2 separate regions of the Mus musculus genome follow, and region 2 is linked to region 1. The links are chromatin loops, found by intact Hi-C in ENCODE. Cell type or tissue: heart. All regions are shown on one strand. Links, peaks and the distances in the headings refer to the core of each region. The heading gives the core; the rest is flanking DNA. Region 1 overlaps Kif21a (kinesin family member 21A). Region 2 holds the start of Abcd2 (ATP-binding cassette, sub-family D (ALD), member 2).

The links. A loop is a pair of places that touch in the nucleus more often than their neighbours do. Peaks named below come from ENCODE experiments on the same cell type or tissue, not always from the same donor. Only the 100,000 strongest peaks of a DNase experiment are listed, where the experiment ranks them.
Region 2: it touches region 1 in a loop (2.7-fold over the local background); 3 of 42 quality-filtered maps call a loop at or near these places.

Annotation. Positions count from the first base shown.
Region 1 is chr15:90,986,759-91,003,338 of GRCm38, reverse strand. Kif21a (kinesin family member 21A) reads left to right here. Exons shown (of 37, transcript NM_001109040.2): 2 at 5,284-5,506; 3 at 5,614-5,796; 4 at 7,706-7,855; 5 at 8,864-8,998; 6 at 9,471-9,638; 7 at 11,514-11,629. Among named protein-coding and RNA genes, the nearest start is that of Gm52216, 34 kb to the left of the region's middle. In heart, for the core only: a CTCF peak has its summit at 10,300 (motif pointing left); no DNase peak of the experiment used is centred there.
Region 2 is chr15:91,183,558-91,200,137 of GRCm38, reverse strand. It overlaps Abcd2 (ATP-binding cassette, sub-family D (ALD), member 2), which reads left to right and starts at 8,131. Exons shown (of 10, transcript NM_011994.3): 1 at 8,131-9,468; 2 at 11,123-11,303. The coding sequence starts at 8,530. CN725425 reads right to left here and starts at 692. Exons shown (of 13, transcript XM_030248865.1): 1 at 540-692. The coding sequence starts at 562. In heart, for the core only: a CTCF peak has its summit at 7,738; a DNase peak (open chromatin) is centred at 8,307; H3K4me3 peaks cover 2,784 bases; H3K27ac peaks cover 1,168 bases.

The DNA.
Region 1 (16,580 bases), core at 7,537-12,536:
GTTAGGAAACACTTGCACAATTACACCATTTTTATGTAATGTATAAGATATGTTCCTTATCTGTAGAGAGTCACTAGTGGAAATGCAGAAATTCAATTTGATATCGACTCTATGAAAACCAGGAACAGGTTTCTGGGAGGGGAAAGTAATTCAGCTTGGGGAAAGGGAAAGGATATCAAAGTCTGTGAGACTTTTGAAAGTGTAGAGACAGTTGGCAGATATACGGGGGATCAACATTCCAGGGAGATGGCAAAACGCATCCATAGTCCGGGAAGCACACAGTTGAGATCTCGCAATGATGGAAGCCTAAAGAATCTCACAGCGACTTGATGTGAACTTGGTGACTCGGGTGTGCATTCCTATAAATGCGGGAAGAATTTGGATTACAACGTTCTTAGATCCCAGGCTGAATGTGGACATTTTTTCTGGCAATGACTGATGAAGTTAGGTAGTTTGCAGAATTGGTTATGTAGCTGGAATTCAGAAAACAAGGATGTATGGATCAAATTACATTGTATTCTTTTCCATCTATCTATCTGTCTGTCCATCCACCCATCTACTTACTGACCCATTCACTCATCCATATGGATCAAATTACATTATCTATCTGTCAGTCCCATCCATCCATCCATCTATCTACCTATCTATCTATCTATCTATCTATCTATCTATCTATCTATCTATCTATCTATCTATCTATCTATCTATCTACCTATCTATCTATCTATCTATCTATCTATCCATCCATCCATCCATCTATCTATGAGATAGGCTCTTGCAGTGTATTTCTGGGTGCCCAGGAACATGCTTTGAAAATCAGGTTGGGCTGGAACTCATAGAAATCAGCCAGCTCCTGTCTCCTAAGTGCTGGAATTAAAGGCATATGCTGCTACATTTGGTCTTGAAAAAGTTTTCCAAGAGTGCTGAGGTAAGACGACCTGCATTCTGTCAGAGCACCATGTTCCCAGTAAGAGTAGGAGCCAAAGTTGCACCTGAAGGAGAGGTTCAGACGTGAGGTGAGGGCTGCATTTGTTCACGTCTCTTCCCCTGAAAATTCCAAAGCTTGTATTGTGTTCTCTTTCACACCTTCAACCCAGCTACAATAAATTATAGTGTTTAGTACTTTATAATTACAGAGATAGCATAATTATATGTGTAATTATATATTTGTAATACTTTAGATGTATAGATAGGTAATCTATAATTATTTATGTTATATATAGTTTACCAATATAATCTTGATGTACAATATTAGAATATTTTATTCTAAATAGTTATGCCATTTGTTTTACATAAATCTTTCTTTAGGAAGCTACTTGAAATATATCTAGTTGTATGGATATACATTTTAAAAACTTGCGAGATTTTTAAAAAATTTTTAACCAAAATGCTTATATTACAAAATGTACAGTTCACAGTCTTGGGGTTAGATGAGTATGTTTCATGGTGTGATATTATACATAAAACTACTAAGAAATAGAGTTTGAAAATATGCAACAGCAAATCTGAGATTCTCCTTTGGTTATTTTCTTTGGTAAGGGGTGGCATTGTGTCGTTTTCTTGTCTGAGCTCAGATATTTTCAATATTGTGGTTAGAACTACACAAATGTTGAGCTCTTTCATTAGCAATGACTTGGGCTTGAACTCACAGTGAAAACATTTCATTCAGATATGCTTAGGGGTTTGACCAGCTTTAATGGCTAACCTTTGAAGGAGGATTGAAGGAGAATTTCACAGGGAACTTTTGAGGCTAGCTCCCACTGCTCTGTGTCATGGGAGACCATCTCAGAAACCCCCTTTGCCTGTGTCTGGTAGAAACAGGGTTCATCTGGTCCTATTGACAGCTAAAACCACGCTTTCTCCTCCGCCCATGCACTTGAATAGACCTGGGCATCATCTGTATTTTAAGCAGATCCTCCCTTCTGTTAGCAAGGGTAGTAATCAGAGAGTAGGTTAGGAGGTCAAGCTAAAGACAGAATGACAATGGCATTCTAAAATGGGGCGGCAGATCTGCCATTCAAATGGCTCCTTAGTTTCCTTAGTTATGTCGAAACAAAATGGAAAGTTAAGAATCCAGTAAATCAGCATATGGTTTTAGTGCTATACTTAGGATCAAGGGACTGATTTCAAAGAAGAGTACAGCACGCGCTTCCATCATTAGCTTGTGCGTGTGTTCTGTCACAACGAACTTCTTATGGTCTCAGAGTGGCCTCGCTGTCCCAAAGCTGGTAGAGAGCCGGGGCCTGCAGTTAATGAGGTGGCTTCCAGGAGAGAGAACACACTGAGCTCAGGGATGAGTTTGTGCTGGGGGGGCAAAGAGGTCGCCGGAGCATCCAAATTAGTTGCTATCTAAATGGAGATTGGAAGTGAGATGTTCAGTTTGGTAAAGGAGGCCTTGAATAGAAGTGGGGGGTGGAGGGGGGAGGTGTCCAGGGAAAGGGAACATGGATTTGAAGACACAAAAGCAAAAAGAGTCCAGCTTGTTGGTGAAGGGGTGAAAACCCTCAGCACTTTTCCTAGTCAATGGAAATGCTCTTTAAATGCAAGGCGTACGGAGACAAAGCAGAGAATCGCACTGCTGGAGGGGTTTGGTGACCCCACGAGCTGCTTGTCCTAGAAGTATCAATATGCATGGTGCAGAACAAACTGATGGGGGCAGGACTGGGGGGAGACTTTGAGAGAGTCAGAGATAGTGAGGGCCTTAATTAGGGCGGTGTGAAGGATGAGCAAAACTGTGGTGGACTGAAGAGCTATTTCAGGAGTAATTAGTATCTCCTGAGCTAGATGCGATGGACGGAATGAGGAAGCGGGCGGCACTGATCCTCTTTCTCGAGGTGCTGTTGACGGTGCTGTTTCTGTCTTCACGTCAATCAGCTGCCATTCTCCCAGAGACAGCTGGAGTTTGATGCGGCGTCCTTCTCAGAACCGAGTGAAGCAGGGCAGGGCGGGAACGGTTTGGAAACGAGAGAATATGGATTTTTGGCAAACACTGCTTATTGAGAGCACACAGAACAAGAGAGTCGAAGTGCTATTACCATGGGCTATTGTACAAATGTATTACTTTAAAACATTTTTTTTTTTAGGTTAGCATCTAGAGTGATAGGCTTTGCCATAGCATCGCCATCGTTATACTGTGTGTTTCATTAGACTTTTTATTCTCATGGAGAGGTAGGCTTTGCCATAGCATCTTGGTCGTTACACATTGTGTTATTAGACTTTATATTCTCATTCATTCTTTTCCCCAGCTGCCCTCTCCCACCACCCTTCCTTCTTAAGCAGTTTGTTTTCACCCCGTTGCTCTCACCTACTGCTTTCTTATTGTCTTCCTTAAGATCTCTTCTTCCACCTCATGACCCTTCATTTAGTTTTATGATCTATACATATCTATATAAATACTTGCATAAATCATTTTAAATTTAGGTGCACTGGCTATTTTATGGTCTCTAATCATAGCTTATAAGAAGCCCTTCTTTTGGTTATTTTACTTATTTACATTTTAAATGTTATCCCCCTTCCCGGTCTCCCCTCCATAACCCCCCATCCAATCCCCTGTCCCCTTTGTCTCTGAAAGGGTGCTCCTCCACCCACCCACTCCCACCACACAGCTCTTATAAGGAGCCTTTTAGTTGTTAATATATTATCTCTTTGTCTTTTCTTTTTTGAAAATAAAGGAATTATTTAATTTTTAGTTATGTATATGTATGCCTTCCCCATCCTCTGTGTGTATATGTTTGTACATATGTTCACAGAAGTCAGAAGAGGATGTTGGGTTCCCTGTAGCCATAGTTATATGCAGTTATGACAGACTCCAGTCCTCTCCAAGAGTAGCAGTGTTCTTACTGCAGAGCCATCTCCCCATCCGTCTTTGTCTTCCAATAATACAGTGTCCAGCAGTTGAAGCAGTGCTAAATCTTGAAAGAATTATGGGAATTATGGTTTCCCTTCACAAGTGAGGACATTGGTGTTCCATAGTGAGAGACCTGGAGCCCGGGCTTCTTGATGAGCACCCCGTTGCTCTTTCCCCGTGCCTAACAGACTACTTGGTGGCTAGTATCATCCTTTAAAGCAACCGTTCTTGGAAACTCTAGCAAAGGAGAAAACTGCCATAAGGAATGACATATCATTGCATATGTAAGTGGGATTGGTACTCACTTCAGTGTTATCTTTTCTGTCCCTCTGTCTTTCCATCATATCTGGACTTATGGTTGAATTACTCTTAATAAACAGATGGACTTGTTCTACCTCATTGGTCCTGAGTTTGCCCTTTGACCTCACAAGACAGGGATGTAGCAGGAATGCCTTTAAATTTTATTACTTTCTCCAGTCTTCATTCTTTTGGATTCTGTGTGGTTGTTGTGTTAAACTGCTTGTGTTTCTCCGGGGCCAGCAGGGATCTGTTAAGATACGCAGTGAGCACTGGTGCTTATACCCTGGATGTCATGTCTATAGAGTATATAGGATGGATTTATAGTCTAGTTTGTTCTGTTATGAATGTATCACTAAACTTACTTTCTTTCTTTGAGAATAAGCGTTGAACATACAGAATTCAGAACAGGGAAGTTTTGGCCTCTGGGCAGGTGGGATGGGTACGTGCTGTATCCTCTTCTGCATGAAGGGAGGGCAACCCATTTCACTGGCTTTTGCTTTAGAGAGAAAATATTAGAACTTCTCTTTCTATCTTATTTTTAATTTGTTTTCGAAAACTCTTGCTTCTGATGCGTCTTAGTACATGACCAAACAGTAAAGTTGTTATGTGAATACATGTCATTAGCAAATGATTACATATGTGTGTGTGTGTGTGTGTGTGTGTGTGTGTGTGTATTGGGGAAATATGCTTAAACATGTGAAGATACCGTAAGTCACGGTCAAATGTGTTCAGAAATCGCTGGTGACAAGTTAGAAAAATGTGAGTCAGGGGTTTCAGGATACCGGGGTTTAAATATTATCTGTAATATTTCATTTTTATGGTGATGATTGGAAATAAAGAGGAAAACAACAACTGAGTGGAGAGTTTATCTGACTGTCTATTTCTTACAGCTAATGAAAATTATCTCCCCAATAAAGATTTAATTTTAAGAGGAATTTTATGTTCTTGTTCATTATTTTGGGGACTAAATAACCCGTTGGGGTTATTAGGCAAGTGATACTGAAGTTAATTCAGTGCAAGTCGATGGATTTAAACTTTTGGCCAAGGACTTAAAGTCCTTAAAGCCTTTTCTGATGATTCATCTTTCTTTTCTGAGTATAACAATTTGTCATCTCTTTTCTGGTTCTCCTCCACAGAATAAGACCACAGCTTGCCAAAGAGAAGATCGAAGGTTGCCATATCTGCACGTCAGTCACACCGGGAGAGCCTCAGGTCTTCCTCGGGAAGGATAAGGCCTTTACTTTTGATTATGTGTTTGACATTGACTCCCAGCAGGAGCAGATCTACACCCAGTGCATCGAAAAGCTCATTGAAGGCTGTTTTGAAGGCTACAATGCCACCGTGTTTGCCTATGGACAAGTAAATGCCTCATTGTGTGCATGCGAATTAGAATTCAGTTCTGTTTCCATTGTCTTGTCTTGTGGCCTGGGTAGTATGAACTGTCCTTCTCTTGTCCCTTTGTTCAGACCGGAGCTGGGAAAACCTACACGATGGGAACCGGATTTGACGTGAACATCATGGAGGAAGAGCAGGGCATCATCTCTCGTGCTGTTAGACACCTGTTCAAGAGTATTGATGAGAAAAAGACCTCAGCGATTAAAAACGGGCTGCCCCCTCCTGAATTCAAAGTGAATGCCCAGTTCCTAGAGGTAATAGACTCATGGTCAATTTCCTTTAAATTTTACCCGTTACAGCAGATCCTTATTAATAGGATACTGCTGGGCTTTTGTATAGTGCTTTGCACACAACACTCAGTCAATGTGGGTTTAGGAAATTAGCATTATTAGTTAATAGGTAATAAATATGCCTTACTTTTGGACGCAAAATAATGTTGACATTTATACTATAAATGCGTGACATGTAGATTAAAAGTACAATTAACATTGCTTATTTCTGAACCTTTTCTTAACAAGTGATAAACTATTGTAGGTAATTTGGGTCGGCTTATAAAGTGCTAGGAGTTAAGAAATTATTATCAAAAGGGAGGGGGCAAGTTGAGAAATGGCTTCAGAGGCTGAGGGTGTCTCTGTAGTGTGCAATTATTATTGGGTTAGTATAAATTTATGGTACATAGTCTGGTAGGGCGCTCTGTTAGGAGGAGGAAATCTAGGCTCTTGGGTAATACTATAGTTAGATGGGCTGGCACATTGTAATTCTGAATTGCATTGACTTTACATATGTCAATAAAGATCTTTAAGAAATGAAGGATAAAAAATGGATGTCTCGGTGGGTAAGGATGCTTGCTGCCAAGCTTGAGGTCCTGAGTTCCATTCCAGAGAAGAGAACCAGCTCTCCATGTGCGTGCCATGGCATGCATGCTCTATACGTACGCATAAATAAATACGTGTGTGTGTGTGTGTGTGTGTGTGTGTGTGTGTGTGTGTGTGTGTGTAGTAAAAGATAGAAGAAGTAAGCCACCAGAGATAGAATTATCATCCTGTTTGCCAGCTGTAATCACAACCAGCATATTCACAATTACCAAGTGATGGGATCAGCCTGGGTGCCCATCGACAGACAAATGCATAAAGAAGATGTGAAATGCACACACACATGCATGGGCCTGTGTACAGCGTAGAGCACTATTCAGCCTTAAGAATGGAATTATGCAGATTGCAAGAAGATGGACGGGACTGGAAATCATCATGTTGTGTGGAATAAGCCAGACCCACAAAGATAGAATAACAGAGTTCCTTTTGTATTTGTTAAACAAACAACAACAAAAACAACAACAAAACAAAGCAAAAAAATAAATAAATAAAAAGGAAGGGAAGGCTTTGAAATAGAAGTGAGGGAGAGGGGAGGGGGGAGGGGAAGGAGAAAGCAGGTGAATATTTGCCTGAACTACATTGTATACATATGTGAAGTGTCGCAATAGAACTTATCTTTTTTTTTACATTAATGAATGAGAAAAGAATTAGTAAAGTCTTTAAACGCACCGAACAGGATAAGTATAAAAGGAAAAAGAAATACAGTTTTAGGGTGAAATTGTAAAACGTTGAAAATTCTTAACATCTCCGAGCTTTTTCTTTAATCTCAGCATCTGAAATGCTGAGGTAGGGCCTCTGTGAGTTCAAGGGCAGCCTGCTCGGGATACTCAGTGACACACCCCACCCTCCTAGGACAGCCTGATCTACAGAAAGTCCCAGGCAGCCAGGGCTACTTCTAATGAGACCTCACACCCAATACCCCAACCCCAACCTTCTCCCCCAAATAGAAAGTATCTCTGCCCTAACCTTTGGCTTTGCCTGCATCTGAGCCGTACTGGCTCAAGCTTGCCTATTTGTCTTTGCTTCTGTCTTGCGGAGTGGTCATAGGTCATCTTAGCTTTTGTGCCTGGGTTGTTTGTTACGATTACGTCATTTCCTCTTTATTTTTATAGCTAAATCTGACATTCCCTTCAGTACTCATAAATGTGTGATCATATACTAATTCATAGCTATATGAAGAAATAGCTGTCATTTTGAGGGCTGTCGAGTGTATTGAAGATACCCTGAAGCATGTCAGAGGCTCACAGAACCACTTCGACAGAATTAACCATTTAATGTGTCTTTTCCACAGCTCTATAATGAAGAGGTCCTTGACTTGTTTGATACCACTCGGGATATTGATGCAAAAAATAAAAAATCAAATATAAGAATTCATGAAGATTCAACTGGAGGAATTTATACTGTGGGCGTCACAACACGCACTGTGAATACAGAACCGGAGGTGACTGTGTTGTTAAAACAGAGCGTAGGGGCTTTCAAAATTGTCATTACTGATAGAACTCAAGATAAATACGTAAAATGGCTTTCGTTCAGTACAACGGAGTTAAAAATCTTGTCTGCCTTCTTTGTGCTTTTTCCCCCCCTAAAAGAACATCATTATAAAAGTATGAGAGTCCTAGCAAGATGTGTCAGGTGCCTTCTTTGTGCTTTTTCCCCCCCTAAAAGAACATCATGATAAAAGTATGAGAGTCCTAGCAAGATGTGTCAGGAACCTGGTGCCCACATGATGGAAGGAAAACCAATCCCCAAACTTCCAAATGTTGCTGTCTGATCCTATGCATGTACTATGTCTGACGCGTGTGCACACACACTGACATATGAATTGATGCCAAAATGAATTTAATGGAATACTGTTGCTAACTCCTTAGCATAACGTTTGTGTCTTGCTAATTCTTTACCATAACAACACCGAGAGAGGCCGTCATCCTTGGCAGATGATGTCTGAAGTTGGGTGCAGTGTGTGTACAGCTCACATGCCAGAGCTACAGAGGGCTAAACTGTGCTGAAGTACGAGGTTGTAATCCATTCGTTCTTTGCTCGTGAGGTTTAGGATTGTGTCTTGGCTTTTATAGGGACGCATTTAAGAAAAAAATAATAATCTTAAAAAAAATGAGAAGAAAAAACTCAAACAGGGACGCCTAACTGATTCGGATTACTGTGGAGTCCGTCGTCCCAAAGCCTTCTACTGTAACAGTTTGGAGTGGAAGCTGTAAATGTCAGCATAGGACGGACAATGGGACTTAGTGTTTTCTCCTAGTCAAAAAAAAAAAAAAAAAAAAGGAGAGTGCACCATTGTACTGAGAAGTTCAGCTGAGATGGGCCTATAACAAAAAGATAGGATGAGAGATCTTCCTTTATGTCCGTCAGCACAGTGGGTTTTAGCCGGCAGCTCAGCCAGAAGGTTGGCTGGTGCCTGTGTGTCAAGTGAAGCTTCTCTTCCCCGTTGCAGATGATGCAGTGTCTGAAGCTGGGCGCTCTCTCGCGCACCACGGCCAGCACCCAGATGAACGTACAGAGCTCTCGTTCACACGCCATCTTTACCATTCACGTGTGTCAAACCAGAGTGTGTCCCCAAACAGATGCTGTGAGTTCATTTTTCTTGTTTCTTAAACATTTTGCCTTTAGATCAGTACATCCTATGCACCTCTGGAGAGGCGTTTGATCCAGTTTTATTTGATTTTATTTGATTTTTTTTCTTCCTCTTAGTTTCCTTTTGTTGTTGTTGTTGTTATTTATTTAAAGGAAGCTGACCAATTGTGTAAGACTTTGGAAAACAAACAAAAATACTGAATATCTGTTTGTTATGACCAAGTGGAGGGGTCATCCTCTAGGCTCTTTGTGGTTAGGGCTGTTTTGTCTATTTTCCTTCATCAGCAGAGCCTTAGTTCAGTACAGCTGGAGATTGCTGTCCAAACTTTTTCTCTGATGTTTTCATTTATGCTTGCATGGCTATGCCACTGTTTCTCCAGCTGTGCAAGGGGGCAGATGTGGACAAGGTTACAGGGTGTTTGATGTCACATTAATGAGGAATCTTCGATTATCTTCCGCCATCCCAGGAGAACGCAACTGATAATAAGCTGATCTCCGAATCGTCGCCAATGAATGAGTTTGAGACGCTGACGGCGAAGTTTCACTTTGTTGATCTGGCGGGATCGGAAAGACTGAAGAGAACCGGAGCTACAGGCGAGAGAGCAAAAGAGGGCATTTCCATCAACTGCGGGCTTGTAAGACCACAAGAGACACGTGCCCTCTCTGCTGTCCCTCTCTGTTTAGCTTGGTTGGTTTGGTGATCATTAAGTAGTGCAGGCTCGCCTCACAATGATTCTCCTGCCTCAGACTTTGCCATCCTGGAGTTATAGACATACATTATCAGGGCCAGCTTCCTTTTCTCTACTGTATTCACAATATATCTCATGGAAATCCTCACTGTCTTGAAGGCTAAAGCAACAGTAATACATTGACCTTCTGACCACACTGTCTGTTATCCCACCCCCACGTCGCGGGCTTTCTTATGTCTTAGTTTGGCTCGCTCAACCTTTCTAGTATGTGCAAAAGCTGACAGATGGGAACAATGTTTTTAAACTTCTTTCCACACTTGAAAACATACATTCAAAGCAAGCCCTTAAAGTTAAGTATTTCCTTGGACAAGACACAAAGGTCACCTTGGTTGACATTTTGTGACACTGGTTTTATTGACTGTGTGGATCATTGGAAAGCTTTTTAACAGTTTATTTTTATTATGTCTTTGTATCTCAGAGTCTGATCTATTTTGTTGGAATTTTGTCCAGAGTCCAGAGATTTATCCATTTTTTTTTTTTTTTTACAAAATAGTTTGTATTAGGAATTAACTTTAATGCTCTGCCACCTAGTGGTATTTTGATAGGCAAACGCCTTGTGGTTGAGTTAGCAGAAGGTTTCATTATGTGCAAGAAAATATTTTAGAACACTCTTTTGCATGCCTTTCCTTCTTGCTCTCCTCATTATAGTATTAGACATCTGTTCCCGTGTAAGGAACAGCACTGCTAAATTCCTGTAATGGTGACACCTGGTCATATGCTTCTACTTGGACCCTTCTTGTCCTGCAGTGGGACCTCCAAACTTTAGGGGTTTTGTTTGTTTGTTTTTAACCAGTGCCCATTGATCCCAGTATGATTACATTTCTGTTAGGAACTGTCCAGTGAAGCTTATTAGAGAGACCCTAATCTCCCAATATCAAGGCCCTCATGGACAGGCTCCCTCGTAGTCAGGCCTGAGCCCTACACTTTGAATGTTGTCTCGGATGGATTAGGACACGTGTCCCGAAAGGGACAAAATCCATTGCTCAATTTCCCGTCGAGGCTGTTGAACTTTGGTGTGGCCAGTACTGAATTCCGTAGATTCTGGAAAAAGAGGCCGAGATACAGTATGACTCATGCCACTTGCTGGATGGTGACTTGGCCCTGACAGTCCGTGTTTCTGGTTGTCTCGTGACTGAAAGCTGATATGATTAGTGTGGGGAATGCGTTCCTCGTGGAGTCCAGCCCGTTCACGGCAGGAAAGTATAGCTATAGAGATATTAATGATTTACCTTTTATAACGTTGGATATTGAACACATATCATGTCATATATATATATATATATATATATATATATATATATATATATATATTTCTAAAGTATTACTTGTGTAGTGAATCCTTGCTCAGGGAAATGACACTAATATTTTCCTTGTGGCTATGAGAAGTATTAGCCACATAGACCATTTGTATTATAGCAGGAAACTTTCAAGGAGCTGGGGACTTGCTAAACGTTTGATTTAAATTGAGAAAAACTCATAATACGAATGAGTAGTTCCCTGAAGATGTAACCTGAGCTCCAGGCATGGTCAGACTTAGTCAGTCTTTAAACATTTCTGTTTTAAGGGAAAATCTCTGGACTCTAAGGGCTATGAGTAACACATGTGTTACTGAGCTTACTTGTATTTGGAAATACAAATGTGAATTAAATCCAAACACGGGGTTCTTAATTTTTATCTTGTTTCCTACAGGCTGTCCTTATTAGTTAAAAGCGCTCTAGTTAATAAGCATATGATTTTCCCCTCTCTCCTTTTCTCTGTCAGTTGGCTCTTGGGAATGTAATCAGCGCCTTGGGGGACAAGAGCAAGAGAGCCACCCATGTCCCTTACAGAGACTCTAAGCTGACAAGACTCTTGCAGGATTCCCTTGGGGGTAACAGGTATGTGTTCATCCGTGTTCTAGGTTTAGATTGCATACAATTTTTAAGGTGTTATCTGTAAGATGATTTATAAGAACTGCTTTTATTTTAAAGCAAATGAATAGGGCAAAAAAGTGACAGATACCTAAAATGTGTAAATCATTTTATACATAATAATTCTGGTAGTACTTATAATATTCTTTGGGTAGTGCTGATATTACTATTTTATTGACGAGTTAAAGTTGGGAAAGTTTGGTGATTTATTGAACACCGTATAAGTTTTAAAGGAAATCAGCAATACATGCTTGTTCTACAGTAGTGTAGCTTCTCATTTGCATACAGGAGAGGCCACAAGAATTTTGTTGGTAATAAATGAAACCTTCTAAATTACCACAAAGTCGTTTAAATATTATTGACAGTTTCTCACAAAGTCTAAGGTCGGAACTTGTTTTGTTATGCTGGAAAAGTTGTCAGAAAATGTCAGTTGGATAAAATGCAGGGCGTTTGCTGACGAGCTGTTGGATTCTGTGCTCTCTTACCCTCTAACCCTTTGCACTGGAGGACTTCATGGCTAAACATTTCCTTCTGCTACACAGTCCCTTCTTTCTCCTCCATTGACTGTGTAAATGGAAACTTTTGGGTTTTTGGCATTTGAATTCATTCATAGCCTATTTCAACAAGTTAAACACGCTCCGCACATTTCCTTGATTATGCTTTTAGTGGTCTAAAAGTCATGTTTATTGAGTAGAGGCCACACAATGAACAATCTGGGAATTACGTCTCTTTTTGGACTGCAATTTTTTAAAAAAGACTTTTGAATAATTTTGAATTTAGGTTTAAAATCAGTTTGCCTTAGAAAAAGATCTGTGTAATCCAGCAGCGTTTTAAAATATCTCTTCCTTTTATGTAATCTTGGCATGGTCTTCTTTCTCTTTAGATGTATTGCATGTTTGAATGCAATATGGCTTCCTTTGTTGCATATTTTAAAACCTGTTTTTAGTATTTTCCGTATGTTTTTCAGGATCAATCTAGTTTCATAACAAAGTAAAAATTGTTTTTGAGCCCAATGAACATTTTCTAATTTCCTTCCTTCCCTTCCCTTCCCTTCCCTTCCCTTCCCTTCCCTTCCCTTCCCTTCCCTCCCCCTCCCCCTCCCCCTCCCCCTCCCCCTCCCCCTCCCCCTTCCTTCCTTCCTTCCTTCCTTCCTTCCTTCCTTCCTTCCTTCCTTCCCTCCCTCCCTCCCTCCCTCCCTCCCTCCCTCCCTCCCTCTCTCTCTTTCTTTCTTTCTTTCTTTCTTTCTTTTGTTTTCCTTTTTTGCTTTTGAGACAGGGTCTTTCTGTATAGCCCTGGCTGCCCTGAGACTTCCTATGTTAGACCAAGGCTGACCTTGAGCTCACAGAGATCTACTTGCCCCCGCCTCCCAAGGGCTGGGGTTAAAGGTGTGCCCCACCACACTCAGCCCTCAGCCCTGTGTTCCTTTAAAGGTACAATTCTATAACTTGAACTGTGAAACGAGGCAGATCAGATGCATGTCTGCCCCTTACACATTTATATAGTTTGAATATTTTACCCCCTTGAGAGGTTGTTTGTTCTGCAAGCGTGCTGGGCTGTTCTCACTGTGGCTGGTGCTTGCCTGCTTGTTGAGGATCCTCCAGTGGCTCCTTACCTGTTTTCTAATGACGAGTCGCCCTTAGAGGAGACGACCCTTTCTGATTCTAACCTTACCGCACATCGATTTCTGCCTAAGCTTTCAGGATTGAGCACCTAGTTCAAAAACATTGTACTTTATTTAAATTTTGTGACGTAAAAGAGCTCCACGTCTCTTTTTGTAGCGGGTACCAATCACACATAAACAAAAAATAGGCTAAGGTTTAAGTATCACATATTTATATAATTTAGAGTTACAATTTTCAATAAACCAGCTTTTATATATTTTAATTATATATAATTAGACATATAATTATACTGTATATTACAGCTTAAAAATTCATGCCCAAAATGTGGAAATGGTGAAAAACATAAAGCATAAGTAAAACCAATTATATTTCTAAAGTATAATATGTATTCCACATGTATTGTTATGGTATGCTATACTGCACACCTGAGAGAAACAGATCACCATATTACCAATAGTTTCTTCTAAGTTAACGGTATCTTCTTTAAAAATAGAATTATAAAAGTAAACATTTTTTGATGTTTGCTTAGAGCAAACTAGTTCTTGAGACATATACCTTTGAGTTTTGTTTAATATAGGGTATTTTTCCCTTCCTTGCTCAATGCTAGCCAGCTCCTCTCCTTCCCGACTTTTCATAGTTCCTACTTAATTAGTTCCCGGTCTTAGTGCTTTTCAAAATATTTGTGAAATGCAAGCCTTCCTGCCTTCCAGTTCCTAGTTGACCACTACCATCCGTAACTGTCCTCCGTTTGCCCTATGCATGACTCACCGCATGGATTTGTGCTGGTCTTTACTGTTGTCAGTGAGATGAGTTCATTGGTGACAGGAGGTTCAGGTGCTACACACGCTCACGCTCAAATCTCGGTCCTTACCGTTTGTAACATCGGAGTGTAGTAAGTGCTTTGCAGAGCGGTGCTGCATGCAGACCACACTTATACACTAGGCGTCCTCTAGTCAGCATCCCATCGGTCCTTACTTTCAATTGCCTACTATATTTTCATTATCAGATCATAGCTAGAGAGGCACAAATTGTCTTAATTTAATGATCTCTCCAAAGCATGTGTACATCATACATACTTATGCATCTATTTATATAATACAACAGCGTTTTTGAGAACTAAGGTGCATCAAAATACCGTGCTACATATTTGGAAGTACCTTGAAGAATTAAACTTATAGGCCTTCCCATTCAGGCCTTTAGTGTCTGAAGTATGGAAAATGTTTGTATGAAGGGAATAACAGCAATCGTGTACTGGATAAGAGGGAAGCATTCTAATGGTGCAGGGAGCAGAGGAAAGGTCCAGCCGAGCGGAGTGTTCGCTGACAGAATGCTCAAAGGTAGTACGAGCAGAGACAGGAAGGAATGAGTAAGAGCTCATAGGAGAGCCTTCTGTGGTAGCGCATCCCGTTAATCCTCACACTCTGGAGGCAGACAAGAGTGGATCTCTGTAAGTTCGAGGCCAGCTACAAAGCTGAGTTCCAGGTCATCCAGGGACATACAGTGAGACCCTGACTCGAAAAGAGAGAGAGACAGAGAGAGAGTAAAAGGAGAGACGCTCTAGAACACGACCTTTTTATTTGCTGTATTTTTGAGATAAGGTCTCATGGCGGCTCAGGTTGCTTTGTACTTGCTATCCTGCATCAGCTTCGGCTTCCTCAACAACTGGGAACATCCTTCGAAGAAGGCTCAGTAGGACACAGCTGAGATTCCCGGGGGAGGGAAACCGTTAAGGCAATTACTGATTAGGGTCAATTGCCCTTACCTTCCTACCAGGGTGGGTGAACTGGGTCTTTAAATGAAGGTTTGATATGTTAATTATGTTCATGTTTTCCTGAGTTTGGGTGCATCCAGAGATGGATGTGAGCATTTTGCTCAATTGCTTACCACTTTAGTGCCGAGATTGCAAGTCCGTTGAAGTGGCTGCTGGGGTGTCTAAATTTAGTCCCTTATTCTTGTGTGGGAAGCACATTACTGACTGAGCCATTTCCATTTAAACTGGCAGTGACATCAATGCCAAGAAACAGTGGCATTAAAACACAAATCAATACACTCACATTGTCTGGCCTCGGGTTTCCGGCGTGCTTCCCTATAAATAGTTGCATTTCATGAGGATACCGTAAGCTGCAAGGCTTCTACGGAAGACAGAAGCTTGAACCATTGCAAAGGTATCGGCCTACGTTGGCGCAGCATTGTGTCATGAGGCAGAACGCTATGGCAGTCGGAGCCTGTGGCAAGGAGTGCTGTCCACTTAGTGGTTGATCAGGAGTTAGAGAAAGAGTGCCAGCACTAGACTCTTCTTATATCATGTCAAATTGGATTGCAAGTGTCCAGGACAACCTTCATGTGGTTCGTTGACAGACATAATAGCTGGGGTATATAAGCATTTGACTATTCTATTTTGATGAGTCAGTTTAACATGTCTCGTATTTCCGTTCTTTTCCTGTGTAGTCTGGTCAGAAGTCAAATAACAAACTGAGTAGCCAACCACAAATGATGGTTTACTACTGTGAAAAGTCGGCAGATACTATATGCTTCTTTTGTTTGAATCTGATTGCATTTTGAATGAGAGTCATAGCTGAATCGAGCCAAAATGTCAGTGGAAAGGAAGAATTTTTAAAAACAATTTTAAAAAATTTAAATTTATTTTCTATGTGTATGTGTGGGGTGCCTGCATGTATGCCTGATTGCCATTTGGTTGCAGTGCCCCTGGAGGGCCAGAAGATGGTATTGGATCCCTTGGGATAAGAGTGACAGAGGATTGTGAGCTGATATGTGGGTGCTAGGAATTGAATCTTGGCCCTCTGCCAGAGCAGCCAGTATTCTTAGCCGTGAAGCCGTCTTTCCAGCCCTCATACTTGAATGAAATTTTTTTTCAAAAAAATAAAGCCTTAAATAGTCAAAAAAGTTTATTTTCAACATGCCATATTTATTGTTAAAGTGATAATAGAATTATTGTGTGCCCTTCCTCAAAAAGTTTACATAGGGGGCTGGAGAGATGGCTCAGCGGTTAAGAGCAGTGACTGCTCTTCCAGAGGTCCTGAGTTCAATTCCCAGCAACCACACGGTGGCTCACAACCATTTGTAAAGGGATCTGATGCCCACTTCTGGTGTGTCTGAGTGTACTCAGATGAATAAAATGAATAAATCTTTTTTTTTTTTAAGTTTACAGGGTATAGGGAACTTTCGGGATAGCATTTGAAATGTAAATAAAGAAAATATCTAATAATTAAAAAAAAGTTTACATAGTATCCAGAGATAAATGTATGCGCTCACCACCAAACCCAGACACTATTGCA
Region 2 (16,580 bases), core at 5,328-10,327, 200 kb before region 1:
TGAGCTGGGTATGGTTGTACACGCCTGTAAACCCAGCTCTTTAGAAGGGGTTTTCTTTAGTTCCAGGCCACACTGGGCTAAATCGTCTCTAAAGTCAAGCAAAACTAATAATAATATTTCTTTTTTAAATTATAATTTGAAAATATGGTGTATATATATACATATATATGTGCATATATATATACATACATACATACATACATACATACATATATATATATATATATATATATATATATACCAACTGGGACTAGAGCTGTTTTGAAATTCCTACATAGATTGTACCCCATGCCCAGGGGTTCTCACTAGATGAGGATGCCTGAAATGGAGGGAAAGCAGCAGCAACCCCACCACGCCCACTGTGAGGCCTCAGAGAACCCCGTGGAGAGTGGAAATCAGAGTTGGTTTAGGACCCTGGACAGTGCTGAGTTTCCATCTTGGCATTTACCAGGGAAGGCTGTGGCCTTGCCTCGGGCCTGGAATGATGGCGGCACTCCAGGACCACGCCGGATGGATCCCAACCCGAGCGCACACCTTACCGAGAGCCCCCGACCCAGTTCATCTCTCCAGACGCTCCCACGCGGGGCCCTCACAGCTCACAGCTCGCAGCTCGCACACTGAAGGTCACGCAGAGGGACGGCAGGCAGCCCGCGCCTCTCCCGGCAGGCACCGCGGGAGTGAGAGTGCCTTCCGGTACAACACCCGGCCTCCCTTGGTGCACTTCCGGTTAGGCCCCCATGGCTGCCTTGCTCTCTTTCCGGTTCTGTGTTGGGCTATTAGTTCACGGGCTGGACTTGGAACGAAGGTGACAACATTGCCAACCACATATCGGAATTCTTCTTGACTCGAGTCTGCAGTGCAGTTTTAATGTTTAGAAAGTATTGTTGAGAAGAATCATCACACCAGACAAACCGCTGTATACGTTTTTTGTGAATCCCTTGAAGAGCTTGACAGAGCTTTGATGAGCTGTGAAAAGTTCCTGACATTAAATTTTCTTTCTGAACACACAAAATCCTAAAGCAAGAAGAAGAAGACGAAAAAAAAAAAAAAAAAAAATGGTTCTGTGTTGTTTTGTCTTCATGAAACATTTCTCTTACAAATTATGTTTGTCACCGCCAGCTTAAGAGCAAGTTTTAATCAAACAGTGGCAGGGCTCGCCTTTAACTTCAGCACTCGGGAGGCAGAGGCAGGCAGATGTCTGACTTAGAGTCCTGCCCAGGGATACATGGAGAAACCCTGTCTCAAAAACAAAAACAAAACCAAAAAAACCACCACCACCACCAACAAAAAACATGAAGTTCCTTTTTCCAAATAAAGTAAGTTTTCAAATTGCCATGATTTCTTCCAGAAAAAAAAATTGTCAAAATGTAATATTTATCTAAGTTTTGAAGAACTAGTAACTAAAATAAATACATCTTATTTAAAAACATTAATCCTAATTTTATAACGACAACAACCCCTACCACATTTTATCTGTAATGGAATCATAACAGGTGAATTCAACATTTCAGAAAAATCACTGAGTGACTATTGATATTTTTTCTTAATTAACCATAAAGACAAAGCAGGTACAATAGGTCTGAATCTCCAACTTATATTCAAAAACTTTGTTGGGTAACTGAAAGGGGAAAACTTAGCTAATACATTATCTTTTTCTTTTCTCTCTTTTTTTTTTTCATTTTTTTTTCATTTGCCTGGAAATAAACAAATTAGTTTGGCTTCTGAGAAGGGTGAAGGACAGAGAGCCTACATAAATTATCTCTTCTCCCTAACTAGAGTCCCTCTTTTGTTCCTAGTCATAGAGGTGCGATAAGAATGTGAATCAGGTTAGAGATTAACATTAAGACACACACTTGGGGCTGGGAAGATGGCTCAGCAGTTAAGCGGACTGACTGTTCTTCCGAAGATGCCAAGTTCAAATCCTACAACCACATGGTGGCTCACAACCGTCTGTAATGAGATCTGATGCCCTCTTCTGGTGTGTCTGAAGACAGCTATTGTGTACTTACATATAATAATAAGTAAATCTTTAAAAAAAAAAAAAAGACACACACTTAGACAAGCTATTGCTGAATTTCCCTTCACAACAAATGATAGCTCTGTAGAAACATGGGCACAGTTAAAATATTGACCTAAAATGTTATCTTAGTTGTTGTTTATGCTTTCAATCAGTAAGTCTCATAACAGATACATGTAGTTTAAACACCACTATTTAAGAGCTTGTATATCAATTAGGTAATCTTTTAGGTTTGTAGGACTGTTCAAGAAAACAGTATTGTACAAAGAAAATATTATTTAGCATTTCTTGAAAAGAAAAAAAAGACCCACTCAAATTTCTTAAAATTTAATTAATTTATCTTTGACTTCTAAAGATTGCTGATTTATAATGAAAACATAAACAAAATGCATCATATATTTATATATTTTTGGTTCTCTTCATTACAAAGATGTTTGTTTTATATATTATGAAACATATTTTTATATAAATATGTATGATTTCCAGCTCTGCTCTTGATATTGGTGATCCTTGAAACTATAGCACTTTTTAGAGCAAAGTGGTTTAATTATTGCATTTAGAAAAGTATGTAAATAAATTTTTTAAATTCAATTTTATTTGTAATTCATTTTTTACATTCCATATTCCATTCCCCACCCTTCCCCATCCACCATCCAACTGCTCCACATCCCACACCTCCTCCCCACCCCACCCCATCTCCACGTGGATGCCCCCACCCGCCACCCTACCTGACCTCTAAACTCCCTGGGGCCTCCAGTCTCTTGAGGGTTACGTGCTTCATCTCTGAATGAGCACAGACCTGGAAGCCCTCTACTGTGTGTGTGTTGGGGACTCATATCAGCTGGTGTGTGCTGCCTGTTTGGTGGTCCAGTGTTTGAGAGATTTATGTGCATGGATGTTTTGCTTGAATGTGTGTGTGTGCCGTTTTCATGCCTAATATCCTTAGAGGCCATAAGAGGGCATGTAAGACCCTGGAACTGGAGTTCTAAACAGCTGTGGGTCACCATGAGGGTGCTAGGATCCCAGGTCCTCTGCAAGAACAGTGAATGCTCTTAGCTGCTTATCCATCTTTCCAGCCTTCTGCATTAGTAAATTTGAAACATTAATGTCAGACTAGTTTTCTCAGATTATTAATCCCCTTGGGAAAAAAGTTAATATTTTCCATATGAAATTACATTAAGTGCAGAAGCTTGAGTGGAAATTTTATAATGCTTACTACAATAACAAGTGATTTTTTTCACTCCTTTTTTTTCCTTTCCTAGTTTGAAATTCAAACTAATATTGACTTTATTTTTTTCTTTCAATAAAAAATTAAAAGAAACCCCATAACAGTCTTAATGTCTTACTTTAAAAGAATATGTAACCATGCATTGTTTAACAAAACAAATACACTTTGAGCATCAATTCTAGGCGGCATTATCATTGGCCAAACATGAAGTGGAGTACCACAAAACTAGTAGGAATGTATACATTATTCTGTATGTTCTCTTGATACAAAGAGATACAGTTAGCATGAGAAGTATAGAACTGGAGTGTTCCTTTAAAAAGCCATTTGATAATCAGGTGTATCCTGTACAACAACAATTAAAAGTATAGTATAGTATCTATATGGACCAGTAGCATTATTATTATAACCTAGCATATGGTATTTTGTTATATTATGTCCAGGAGCACAGTAAGTCTCTTTATGACATGAATAATTCAAATGCATGAGTGATGCTACATTCTATGACACTTATGCTTACAAAGTCAATAGGCAAGAGGGAAATTTTCAGTTCTTAAATGCGACCCATTGTTGACCTGGATGTGTTGTGGCACATTTTCTGCCTTCTTTCCTCTCAAACTGAATCCTTCTATCCCTATCAGAAGCCTAGTTTCAAATCTTAGGACCCACCCTCCCCCAGTTGGTACATGCAGTGTGGAGGATAAAGGTGGGGTTTAGATTATTATAGTTGGGTCTGTGCTAAACTGACTGACTCTCAAATCAAATCACACGCTGACCCTTTCCATAACTCTAATATCTGACCTTCAGCCTTCCTTGTACCACAAATCCCATGTCAATTTTTTTTTGTCTTGATTACTTTCTTATTTAATTCTTTTCACAAGTCTCTTACCTCTGGAATTCAAAAGTTGTTTCTGCAACATTATGCTCCAATACATTCATTATCTGGCCTACTGTTTTAGGGTTTCTATTTCTATGAAAAGACATCATGACCATGGAAACACTTATAAAAGAAAACATTTAATTGGTGCTAGCTTACAGTTCAGTGGTTTAGTCCATTATCATCATGACAGGGAGCATGGTAGCAAACAGGTAGACATTGTGCTCAAGAGGTAGCTGGGAGTTCTACATCTGGATCTGCAGGATGCAGGGAGACCTGGCTTGAGCATTTGAAACCTCAAAGCTCATCCCTGGTGACACATTTCCTCCAACAAGGCCACATCTTTTAACAGTGCCACTCCCTGGTGACCAAGCTTTCAAATACATGAATCTACATGAGCTTACATCTTTAATGTCCTTTTGACCTAGATTTCCTGCTCACCAGCCTTTCTCTGATATGGCTGCTTCTTGTTTTTCAGTGATGAATGGTATTTCCTCCAGCAGCCAGCTGCTGTCTAACCTAGTCAGTCATTCAGCCTGCATGAATATCCTGCCATTAACCTTAGTGAGGTATATCCTGTCCTCTGTCCTTTCCAGATGCACTTAACCCTTCTATGTTTAGCTACCAGAAGATGTGACAGAAATGATTTAGTTGTATGTGTGTAAAAGAGTCTTATTTTCATGCACCAATAGCATGATCCAAGGAATAAAATATTTTGTCAATAATTATTATGACTCCACAGTCTCCACATTTGGGCTTAGAAAAATCAATCCCTTGCCCGGTGTTGAGAAATGAAAACCTCAATGCTTCAAGCACCGTGGGCAAGCACTTTAAACACAAAACCATATTACAGCCCAGAAAGTCCTTTATTATTTTTAATTTTTAAAGTTAAAATATAATTACATCCCCAGCAAATGTTTCCTCCCTCCAACTCCTCCTATATCCTGCAACTGCTTCTTAAATTCATGGCCTCTTTTTCTTTAATTGTTATTGTTACACACACACACACACATACATGTACTTTCATAATTATATAAATAAAACCTATTGTGCCCATTTAATGTTGCTTGTATTTATATGATTTCACGGTTGAGCACTTAGTATGGGATGACCAGTTAGGGGCTCATTCATCTCTGTGGAAGTCTATTTCTCCCTTTCTTAGCTCTCCTTAGTTGCCTGCAGTTTTTTGTCTAGGCCAAGGATCTGCTTAAGAGTTCCACTTCCGGACACATGCTCCACTATGTTATAATAGCCAGAAGCTGGAAAGAACCCAGATGTCCTTCAAAAGAGGAATAGATACAGAAAATGTGGTACAATTACACAATGGAGTACTAATCAGCTATTAAAAACAATGAATTTATGAAATTCTTAGGCAAAAGGATGGGACTAGAAAATATCATCCTGAGTGAGGTAACCCAATCACAAAAGAACACACATGGTATGCACTCACTGATAAGTGATTATTAGCCCAAGATACAATTCAAAAACCACATGAAGCTCAAGAAAAAGGAAGACCAAAGTATGGGTGCTTTGGTCCTGCTTAGAAGAGGTAACAAAAAACTCACAGGAGCAAATATGGAGACAAAGTGTGAAACAGAGACTGAACAAAAGGCCATCCAGAGATTGCCCCACCTGGGGACCCATCCCATATACAGTCACCAAACGCAGACACTATTGTGGATACCAACAAGTGCTTGCTGACAGGATCCTGATATAACTGTTTCCTGAGAGGCTCTGCCAGAGCCTGACATATACAAAGGTGGATGCTCACAGCCAACCATTAAACTGACCACTGGGTCCCCAATGGAGGAGTTAGAGAAAGGACTGAAGGAGATGAAGGGGTTTGCAACTCCATAGGAAGAACAACAAAATCAACCAGGGACTAAACCACCAATCAAGGAGTACACATGAGGGACCCATGGCTCCAGCCACATATGTAGCAGAGGACTGCCTTGGTGGGCATCAATGGGAGAAGAGGCCCTTGGTCCTGTGTTAGCTGGAGTTCCCAGTGTAGGGGAATTTGAGGCGGGAGTGGGTGGGTGGAGACACACCCTCATAGAAACAGTTAGAGAAGGGATGGGATAGGGAGATTCTGGGGGGAAATTGGGAAAGGGGATAACATTTGAAATGTAGATAAATAAAATATCCAATTAAAAAAAAGAGTTCCACTTCCATATTTCCATGTCTTCTGGTGTTGTGTTGGTCCTGGTCCTGTTTAAGCAGCTATGCAGTTAAAAGGATCCTAGGTGAAGCTCCCCTGCTATTTCTAGGAGACATACTTTCACAGCAGATTTTCTGGTCCTCTGGCTCTTCCAGTCTTCCCACCACTCTACCCTGATGTTTCCTGGACCCTAGATGCAAGAGATGCGCTGCTGTAGATGTATTAATTGGCAGCCCAGGGAGTCTTATCAGCATTGCTTGAGTGTGCTAATATGACCAAATACCAAAGATATGTGTCATTTGTATGTTGGTACATCTGTTAAGTTGGATGCAAATAAAAGACCTCTGGATAACAAACAATTCTTAGATTTAATATATGTATGCCAAAGAGCTCAAAAGAATACTGTTTTTTAAAAATCATTCTTGGTAAAGGCAATTCTTTGACTCATGTCTAATGAACAATAACGATCACAAGACATTGGGGCACATATTCTAGCAGGGAGGTTTGCAGACTTCTATATACAATGTTTTTTTTTAAACAACTGACTATTTTATTTAATGTCTACACCCACTTCCCAGAATAGCATCGTTTCCATTTTACAGATAGAAGGCAAAGCTGAAGCACAGAGAGGACTAGTAACGAACACACAAGTGACCCGTTGTGATGTGACAATCACCATGTAGCTATCTTTCACTTCTTTAAATCAGGACAGATGTGGGGGTGTCAAAGTGCACTCCTGCCCTGGAACTACTATGGAGGATCAAAAGGGAGAGTCTGTGCATAATAAGGCCCAAGTATAAAATGATGCTTAGCTTAAGGGTCAAATAACACTAGCAGGTTAAAATAAGCCGTTCTACCTAACTGTGCTGGGCTCTGGCTTAAATGCACACCTTCAGGATAAGCCAGTCGTTGGAAAGACAGAAGAGAGGAGCAGAGAAAGGCTCTATCATGCAAAATCACCTTTGCCTTGCCTTCAAAAAAAGACCTTCAATTTATTAAAAATTATACAAAGTTTTGCTTGACTATTGATCCTTATGCCTTCCACTGGGAATGTGAATAATTTTTAAACTTTCTTGATTGTTGTCAAACAGCAAAAATGTTCATAGGAAGAAGCCAGCAGATTATCTCTGAGCCTAAAGAAAAACATGAAGAAAAAAAAAAAAAGTCTTGAAGAAATGCTTCCTAAAAATTGTTTTCCATCATAGGATCCCAGTTCGATTTCCCAGCTGATAAAATTCTTAAATTACCTCCAAACAAAAACAAACAAACAAACAAACAAAACACAAGGGAGATTTTTAAGTCACTTCGTAAGCAAATATTAATGTGTCAGATAACATTGCTAAACATAATCGTGGAGCAGAAAGAACTTTATTATCAGGACAAGTTAGTACCAAGGGATCTTGGGGAAGAACTCTGGGTGTAGCTCTGAGTGACTGTTTTCTGTAATACCCAAGCTCGCCTCCAGCTTATTTACAATAGCAGCCAATCTAATAGTTTCTGTGAATATCTGGGGAGAGTCGAAACAAGGGCGAAGGGCGGGAGTGAGGGGGGGGGGGGACAACATCTTCTGAACAAAACATTCTCAAGGATACATGTTTGCTATTTTGTCTTATGCCTCTCGCTGTTATCACTCTCTTGTCTGACTCCTTTCCCTGGGCCGGTTCCGTTAATCCTCTTGAGGCTCCTCCCTCCTCTCGCTGTTTCTTTCTCTCTGGGCTCATTAAAGCTGCTGCAATCCTTCCTTCCCTCTGCCTTCCCCTTTGTAGAAATCTTAGAGACGGGATGTATATTCTGAAACTTCTGAGGGTTTCTAAGTGCCGCTGAGCATGCTCAGTAGCTCTAAGGGAAGGTTTGTTCTCCAGCAGCTGACCTCATTCGACCTCTCCAGAAATAGATATTTAACTCTCTGAACTCCTGTTTAAGTATAGGATTTGTTTTGGCTCTCTCTTCGTTTTTAAGGTTCAAAGGGAAGAGGCCAGGAGTCCAGGGTCTCACCGCCCACGCAGCCAATGAGACGCCTGTGGGTGGAGCCTGGCCAGCTCTGGCTGCTGAGGGACTCGCCCCCGGAGGATGCGGTGGAGTTTGTGCTTTGCTGCATCCGTCACTGAAGAACAAAATAAGAGTAAAGGAGACAAGCTGCAGAGCATGGGAGGCTGTGGGGTCTTCTGAAACCTTTGCTGGGCTTTCCGCGGAGCATGAGCTTTTAAAACGAATTCTTTTCAAAGAAACCCATTTGTGTAGCTGGAAAAATGATACACATGCTAAATGCAGCAGCCTATCGGGTGAAATGGACCAGATCCGGTGCTGCTAAAAGGGCTGCCTGCCTGGTGGCTGCGGCATATGCTCTGAAAACCCTCTATCCCATCATTGGCAAGCGTTTAAAGCAGCCTGGCCACAGGAAGGCAAAAGCAGAAGCTTACTCGCCTGCAGAGAACAGAGAAATACTGCATTGCACGGAGATCATCTGTAAAAAACCTGCGCCGGGACTAAATGCAGCTTTTTTCAAACAGCTACTAGAACTTCGGAAAATCCTCTTTCCAAAACTTGTGACCACTGAAACGGGGTGGCTCTGCCTCCACTCGGTGGCTCTAATCTCAAGAACATTTCTCTCTATTTATGTGGCTGGTCTGGATGGGAAAATCGTGAAAAGCATCGTGGAAAAGAAGCCTCGGACTTTCATCATCAAATTAATCAAGTGGCTTATGATTGCTATCCCTGCTACCTTTGTCAACAGTGCTATCAGGTACCTGGAATGCAAACTGGCATTGGCCTTTAGAACTCGCTTAGTAGACCATGCCTATGAGACCTATTTCGCAAATCAGACTTATTATAAGGTGATAAATATGGATGGGAGGCTGGCAAACCCTGACCAGTCTCTTACCGAAGACATTATGATGTTCTCGCAATCTGTGGCTCACCTGTATTCCAACCTTACCAAACCTATTTTAGATGTCATTCTAACCTCCTATACTCTCATCCGGACAGCTACATCCAGAGGAGCAAGCCCTATAGGGCCCACCCTGTTAGCAGGACTTGTCGTGTATGCCACTGCTAAAGTACTGAAAGCTTGCTCGCCCAAATTTGGTTCGCTGGTGGCTGAAGAAGCCCACAGGAAAGGCTACCTGCGGTATGTCCACTCCCGAATCATAGCCAATGTAGAAGAAATTGCCTTCTACAGAGGACATAAGGTAAGACAGGCATTAAAGCAACGGGTGAAATGTGAGACTGTTCAGGCAGCCACTGCACTGCCAGATACCATCTGTTGTCTTGTTGACAGACCCACTTTCTGAGCATTTTACAGTCCCCGTGCCCCCCGCTCCACCCCCACCCGCCGTCCCCGTAGCTAAATCATGCTAAAATACATGAGCCCTTTAAATCGCCAGCCAGGAGAGAATGAAAGAGTCCAAACTTCTCTGAAGTTTCATGAGAATAAAATGTCTATTCTTTTTTAAGTAAGCGGTCTTCATAGCCTCTGTTACTCTAGTGTGACTGTAATGAATGAGCTCAAAGGCTTTTTCTTAAAACTTAAGTACTAACTTGGTGAAGGGTTCTGCACATTGTGAAGTCCATGCACTTTTAGGAACTGAGAGTAAACTTCTTTGGATTGAGAGGGAGATGTTGGAGTATCCTTTGTCGTTCTTTTGTGTTGGGGGATGGGGAGGGGGCGAGAACTGCTTTCAAAGAAAAAAACAGTTCAGACACTTTTGCAAGACTGATCAATGAGAGTGGTGTGCAGATGAGGAAATGTAGAGGAGTGTCTCACGAAATGGCCTTTACTTTTAACTTTGGCTGAGGACATAATTTTGACAGAGATAATTAAATTTTGCCTAGGAGAGGAGTAAAAACTAAGATTAGCGAGGACAGGAGTAGGAAGGAGCACCGCGGTGCTATTTTTAAATGGTACCGATCTTCAACAGTCGAATAATTAGCCCAGTTATGTAAAATCGTAGTGTCTTATAGTGGCTTCACAATGTTGAGTATGGTATAAATTGGGGGTGAGGACATCTGAAATACAATACCAATGGTTTGGCAAGATAGAGAGGAGTATTTTTAAATATATTTTAATTTCCAAGCAGAATGGCGTTCCCTTTAAAGCATCAAGAATTATCATTGTTTCTTTCTCAATCACAGAAGCAATCCGAAGGAAAAAAAATCTAAACTAATTTAGGACCTCTATTCCTACTTGGTATTTGCTATGTGTGCCGTGTCCTGATTTATTTATTTATTTTTTTTGTTTGTTTGTTTGAAACATTGAGCTCAGTGTAAATTAGTAGATTCTTCATTCAAAAGACAAAATCTGGGAAACTAAGCCAGTTCAAAACAGTATAATTATACACGTTGTGTTTGGTTTTGGTTATTTTTGGTGTTCTCAAGAGTGATATGGGTTTAACAAGGCTTACTTGTATCGTCATAAAATATTATTTAATTTTAACATCTTAAATTTTAAAATTTTAAAAGTATAAGTTTTTCCCTCCCTCCCTTTCTCTCCCTCTTTCTCCCTCCCTCTCTTTCTTTCTCTCTAACTGTTGAGAAGTATACCCAATGCCTTATTATGCTAGCAATGGGTAGCGTTCTGACACTGAGCTAGGCTCCTGTCTCACTCATGTGTATTTCAAACAATATTACATGTACCAGATAACATGTTTTCATAAGTAATACTAAATTATGACTAATTCTGGTGTCTAGTTACATGTATTAGTTGTAGAAATGTATCAACAATGGCTATACTAAAAACAGCAAAATAATATATCTACAACATGGAAGAGAATCTTACGCGATGCCACTGTTTATTTCCATAGCTCATGCTGGATTTATTCTTATCCTTTTTTTCCCCCTTTTTAGGTAGAAATGAAGCAGCTGCAGAAATGTTACAAGGCTTTAGCTTACCAGATGAACCTGATTTTATCCAAACGTTTATGGTACATCATGATAGAACAATTCTTGATGAAGTATGTGTGGAGCAGCTGTGGACTAATTATGGTGGCTATACCCATTATCACTGCAACGGGCTTTGCAGATGGTGGTAATAACATCCATGTTTAATCTTAAATAGATGCTTAACATTGTTTCTCTTGAAGATGTCATTGCATGTCCCATGTGTTACTGTGTAGACAGCCAGTCTCTGTTGTTACTTGTACTCAGAAACAGTGACAGGTTTTAACGTTCAATACTCAGACCACCAGTATGAAAGAAGCAACAGGTAGCTCAAGGGACCTTACCACGAAGGTCTGTGACATAGTATCTCTAGAAGTCTACCTGGAGCAATTTCAATTATACTGCTCAATGACTTTTCAGTTTACATTTAATCACAAATCAGATCAGTATTTTCAGAAAGAATATGACATAGGCATACCTCATGGTTTGTTCTTAACATCCCAGAGAATTAAGCATATAAGTTTCCTTATATGCTTAATATAAACGGAATTTGTCCTGATTTGTGATTTGAAAGCTGATTGGCTATTTTAGATAAGCAGAAATGCTATTTCAGAGTGCATGTAATCATGCGGATGGGTTCTCCTCTATTTGTAGTAATATAGACATCTCCCCATTACATGGTTTGGTGATGTTTAGGGGACGGGACTCATCAAGATGCAGTTACCTAATTCGATCCTATCCCTGTCTCTACAGTTTTTACCAACATCCACCCCCCCCTTTGGGTATAACTAAGAAAGGTAAGGGCAAGAGAGACAATGTCATGGTGCTCTCTCTGTGTGAAGGCTTGAGTCTTTACTGGCAGGAATGAAGGGGTTACAGTTAGAGTTCAGCTTTCATAGGTGGTTCATATTCGAGAATTCAGCCAAGCACAGAGCAGAAAACGGAGTCTAAAGCAAAAACAGAGAAAAATCTGTCCGTGATCAACACATACCTTTTATTCTCTACAGAGCTCACTGTAGCAACTGTTCCCATAGCCTTTGCAACACATGAAGTATTGCAGATAACCTGGAGATATTTAAAGAACACGGGATAATATAAACCCTGTAATCACTCCAGTGATTTCTCTAAGCAACTTGGCATAGGTAGATCTCAGACTCTTTAGGGTCCCTCAACCAGTCTCCCCATTTCCCCACAGATAAGAAAGAATGGCTGTAACTGATGAAGAAGGATTTTCTGTTCTCCAAAAATCAAATATCACCCCGTCTTTAGAAACTACTTGATCAAAAATTTAGGAGTGAGCCAAAAGCAGACTTTTGAGAGAAACAGAGTTTGATTTCACACTTGGCCCCAGTGATTCCTACTGAGGCCCTCTTAGTCACGTCAAACAAGCCTTGGGTCCCTCTTCTGGAAAAGTAAAACAGGAAAGGCTACCTCAGAGGGAGTTTTGAGACATAGCACAGAGATGCTTCTGAAGGACAGAGCTGTTGTGCCTGACTTGTGGTAGCTGTTGTTAGAAAACTGAAGACAACACTTAGAATAATGTAGGAGAATTTCGAGTCTTTTATAGTTGTTTCCAGTTAAATCTTAATGCCTATTGCTTAAGGTAATAATAAAAACACATGAAAATGTAATGTTTTTAAAGTTACTTCAGTGGTTTAGTTCATTTTTATTTTTAAAATGTCTATTTGAGTCATTATTAAGTTAAATATATTCATTTAGGGGAACTGTGACCTGTCAGTGCTTCTTCGTGGAGGGCACTACCCACATAACGAATATACTCCACAAGTAAACTGCCAAATAGGAACTGTGGAAATTGAATTTTATCTGGATTTATGTGTTCACATTTACCAAGAAATCATTTGAAATTTCTATTGTAAAAGATACTCTTAGTAATAGTATTCATGACAAAATCCTTTTGAAAAGAAAGAACTACTTTTCCAAAGGAATTTTTACAGAAAAAAAAAAAAAAGGAAAAAACAAGAAGGAGAAGAAACTACTGAAAAATGCACACCCTTAAGATTTGCTAGGAAATTTGGCAAAATATAAATTAAAAAACTATTTCTTAAACTAATAACATTCATCAAAAGGTCCCATATCTAATCTACATTAGATACAATGCCCACAAGATTATACTACAATGTCGTTGGCAGTGTCTGGTCTTATTAGAAACCCCTGGTGTAATCCACACAGAATAGAAAAAAAAAGTAGCTATTAATGGCGACAAATTAACCCCACAGAGGTTAGTAAGAAGTAAACATGTACACCATGAAACTAACTAGCTCAATTACCAAGAGGTAATGAGGTGTCTAAAAATAAATCCTACAAACACTGATATTACCAGCTTGGGGGGTGAGGGGCCGGGGAGAACATCTGATGATTCCACTGGAAGTGAGACAAAGTATCGTTCCAAACAACGTCTTGCAGATGTGGGCAACTGAAGCGCCCCACGGAAGACAAAAGGACCCATCTGCGGAAGGATACTTGAGAATGTTTCAAAGTCTGTAGAACTGAAAGTTGCTGTGTGTGACCATGTGCTCAGGCTACTAAATATATCTGACTCCTGGTGACCTCCCCAAGTGACAATACCATTTCACTCAGTGAAAATGATTCTTTTTTTTCATATACTGAGATCAGTTTCAGGTTTCAGGCCTAGGAATTATATGCCATATTCTCTAATCTAGTCTTAAATTTTAATTTAAGGCCAGGTCTGGTGGTGCAAGCCTTTAATCCCAGCACTCTGGAGGGAGAGTCAGGTGGATTTCTGGAACATCCTGAATCTACAAAGCGAGTTTCAGGACTACTAGAGCTATGTAGAAAAGGTCCTGTCTCAGAAAATATACATAATTTAAACTTAATCACTTAGTTGCCTCTTGTGTTACAGATAAAATAATTGCATGATACTATATTTCAAAGCATAAGAAAGTGGTAGGGGATGGGGGGGAAGGGAGGCTGAGGGGGGTTAGTGAGTGAATCAATGGCTGAGACACTGCCCAGTGGTTAAGAGCCCTTACTGCTTACAGGGAACTGGGGATTAGTTCCCAACACCTCTGTTGAGTAGCTCACAGGTGTTTGTATCCCTAGTTGCAAGGTTCCTTTTCTGGTCTGCTTTGGCAGCGTCTCTCCTCACAGGCACAGACCTGCCTGCCCCCACATACATACATACATTCATACATACATACATACATACATACATACATACATACATACATAGTTAAAAATATATAATAAAAGTTTCAAAGTATGAGACAGAGTAGCAAAGAGAAAAAGAGGATAAATAATGTCGAGGGAGAAATGGGTTTGGGATGGGGATAGAAAGAGTGGAGGGGAAACCTTGTCCTGATGGAATAGTTCGCCAAGCTCTGAGGGGACTATGTAAATGTATAGGCCTTAGTTTACTTAACTGTGTGGATAATGGTACGTATCATTCAGAGCTGCTGTGAAGTTTTAATGTACAGGTATGCTTTGAGATAGCACTTTGTGAGTAGTAGAAAGGCAAGTGTGGGCTCTTGTCAGTGTTTATTATATTCCCAGCCTGTGGGCTCTGGAAAGAGAGTGCAGTTCTGCTTACAAGTGACCCTGAGAAGGTCATTCTTCTTTTCTGGGATACAAATCCGTCCTATCCAAAATAGGGGACATTAGCAGGATTGTCCTGAGGATCAATGCTAAGCTCAGTATGGCGCCTGCTCCTATGGAGTGGTTAACGGCCATTTGCTGGTATCATTACTGTTGTTGAAAGGGGCAAGGAACTAGGAAGTCAGAAGTAGGAACTGTTTGGGTCAGTGGTTCTCAACACGACCCCTTTGGGACCTGAATGACCTTTCACAGTGGTCACCTATCCAACACCCTGCAAATCCAATATTTACATTACAATTCGTAACAGCATCAAAATGACAGTAGTAGCAACGAATATAATTTTCTGCTCGAGGGTCACCACAACATGAAGAACTGTGTTCAAGGGTCCCAACATTAAGAAGGTTGAGAATCACTGGGTTTGGAGAAAGAATCTGTATGATTTTTATCCATGGGAGAAAAAGATAAGCTGCTCTGTTGCAGATTGTACTGGGCTACTCCTTTACAATGTCAAATGAATGTTAGGATAGACTACTTATATTTAAAACACAAATTACTTCTAGAAGCATGCTGGTTTTCCCTTCAGAAGAGGGCCTCCGTGGCTCTAATCTAGAGGTCCTGGATTGTCTAACTTCACATAGGAGCTGCAGGGATGGGAGCCACTATGTAACTCCTGGCATACTGCTGCCTTTCCTCCTGGTCCACAGTCACCATATTAAAACTAGCTCTGTAAACTAACAGGAGGAACTGATGAGCCAGTCACTGAAAGGGAAACATACAAGTATTTGATTATTCTTCTGTTTATCACTTTAAGGCTACGTATCCCTTTCTCTGTACTAAGAGAAAGACAGATTACAGAGGGAAACATGTTAATGGTGACTTTGTTCTTCACCAGAGAGTCAAGTCGTGCTGAGAAATGAACAGGTGAGCAGTTTAGGTCACGGATTCATATGTGACACTAAGCAATCTGGCCTTATCGAGAGGTCAGGCAGTTGACGGCTACCTGCAGGACTAACGTTACTGGCACCTTCTTCCATGATGCCTACAAAAGAACAGGGCAGTTTAAAAGTTACACACTGTGGCAAGATACTTCTTATTTTGTTGCCCAAAGCATGGAGAAAACCCAGAAGGCATTAATCTGCCAAGGCAACATGGAAGCTATAATTTCATATCAACCTTTATCCCTCTGTGTAATTGTTTCTTTCTTGACCGAGGTTACCAGTGAAAGGTAAACCCCTTTTAACCCACATTCAGAAAATCCAGCATTCAGGTTAGCCAGATGGTGAAAACCCAAGCCTTTTCTTAGTTTGAGCTCAGGCGGAACTCACTATTTTGGTAGCTGGTTGAGAATCCCATAGGCCTTCTCTTTTTGTTAAGTGCATCTCACTTTGCATTTAAATGTATTTTGAAAGTAGTGTCAAGCATGTGCTACCCCTGTAACCCTGGTACCCAGGAGGGTGAAGCTGAGGATCACAAGGCTATGTCAGTTTGGACTACGGCGTGAGAAGAATCAAATGTGTAAATTCCAAAGGGCTGACAGAGAAGGGCTTTAAGAGCTAAAGAATGATGAATGTTTGGGAAAGGAGAAAAATATCAAAATTATGAGGGCCAGATATGTTAAAGAAACCACGCCATATATTTTTGTACTCTTGTTAATAGGTTGCTGTAAGTGTGTGGGCATACGGTGTATATATGTGTTTGAACGAGCCTGTGCATATGTGCATCTGAGTGCATGTGTGCACATTGGTACATGTGTATGAAGACCAGAAGTCAACGTCGGGCATCTCTTGAGATAACTCTCCACTATTAGTTTATTTACTTTTAATTTTTAAAATAATAGATTTTATCATTTAAA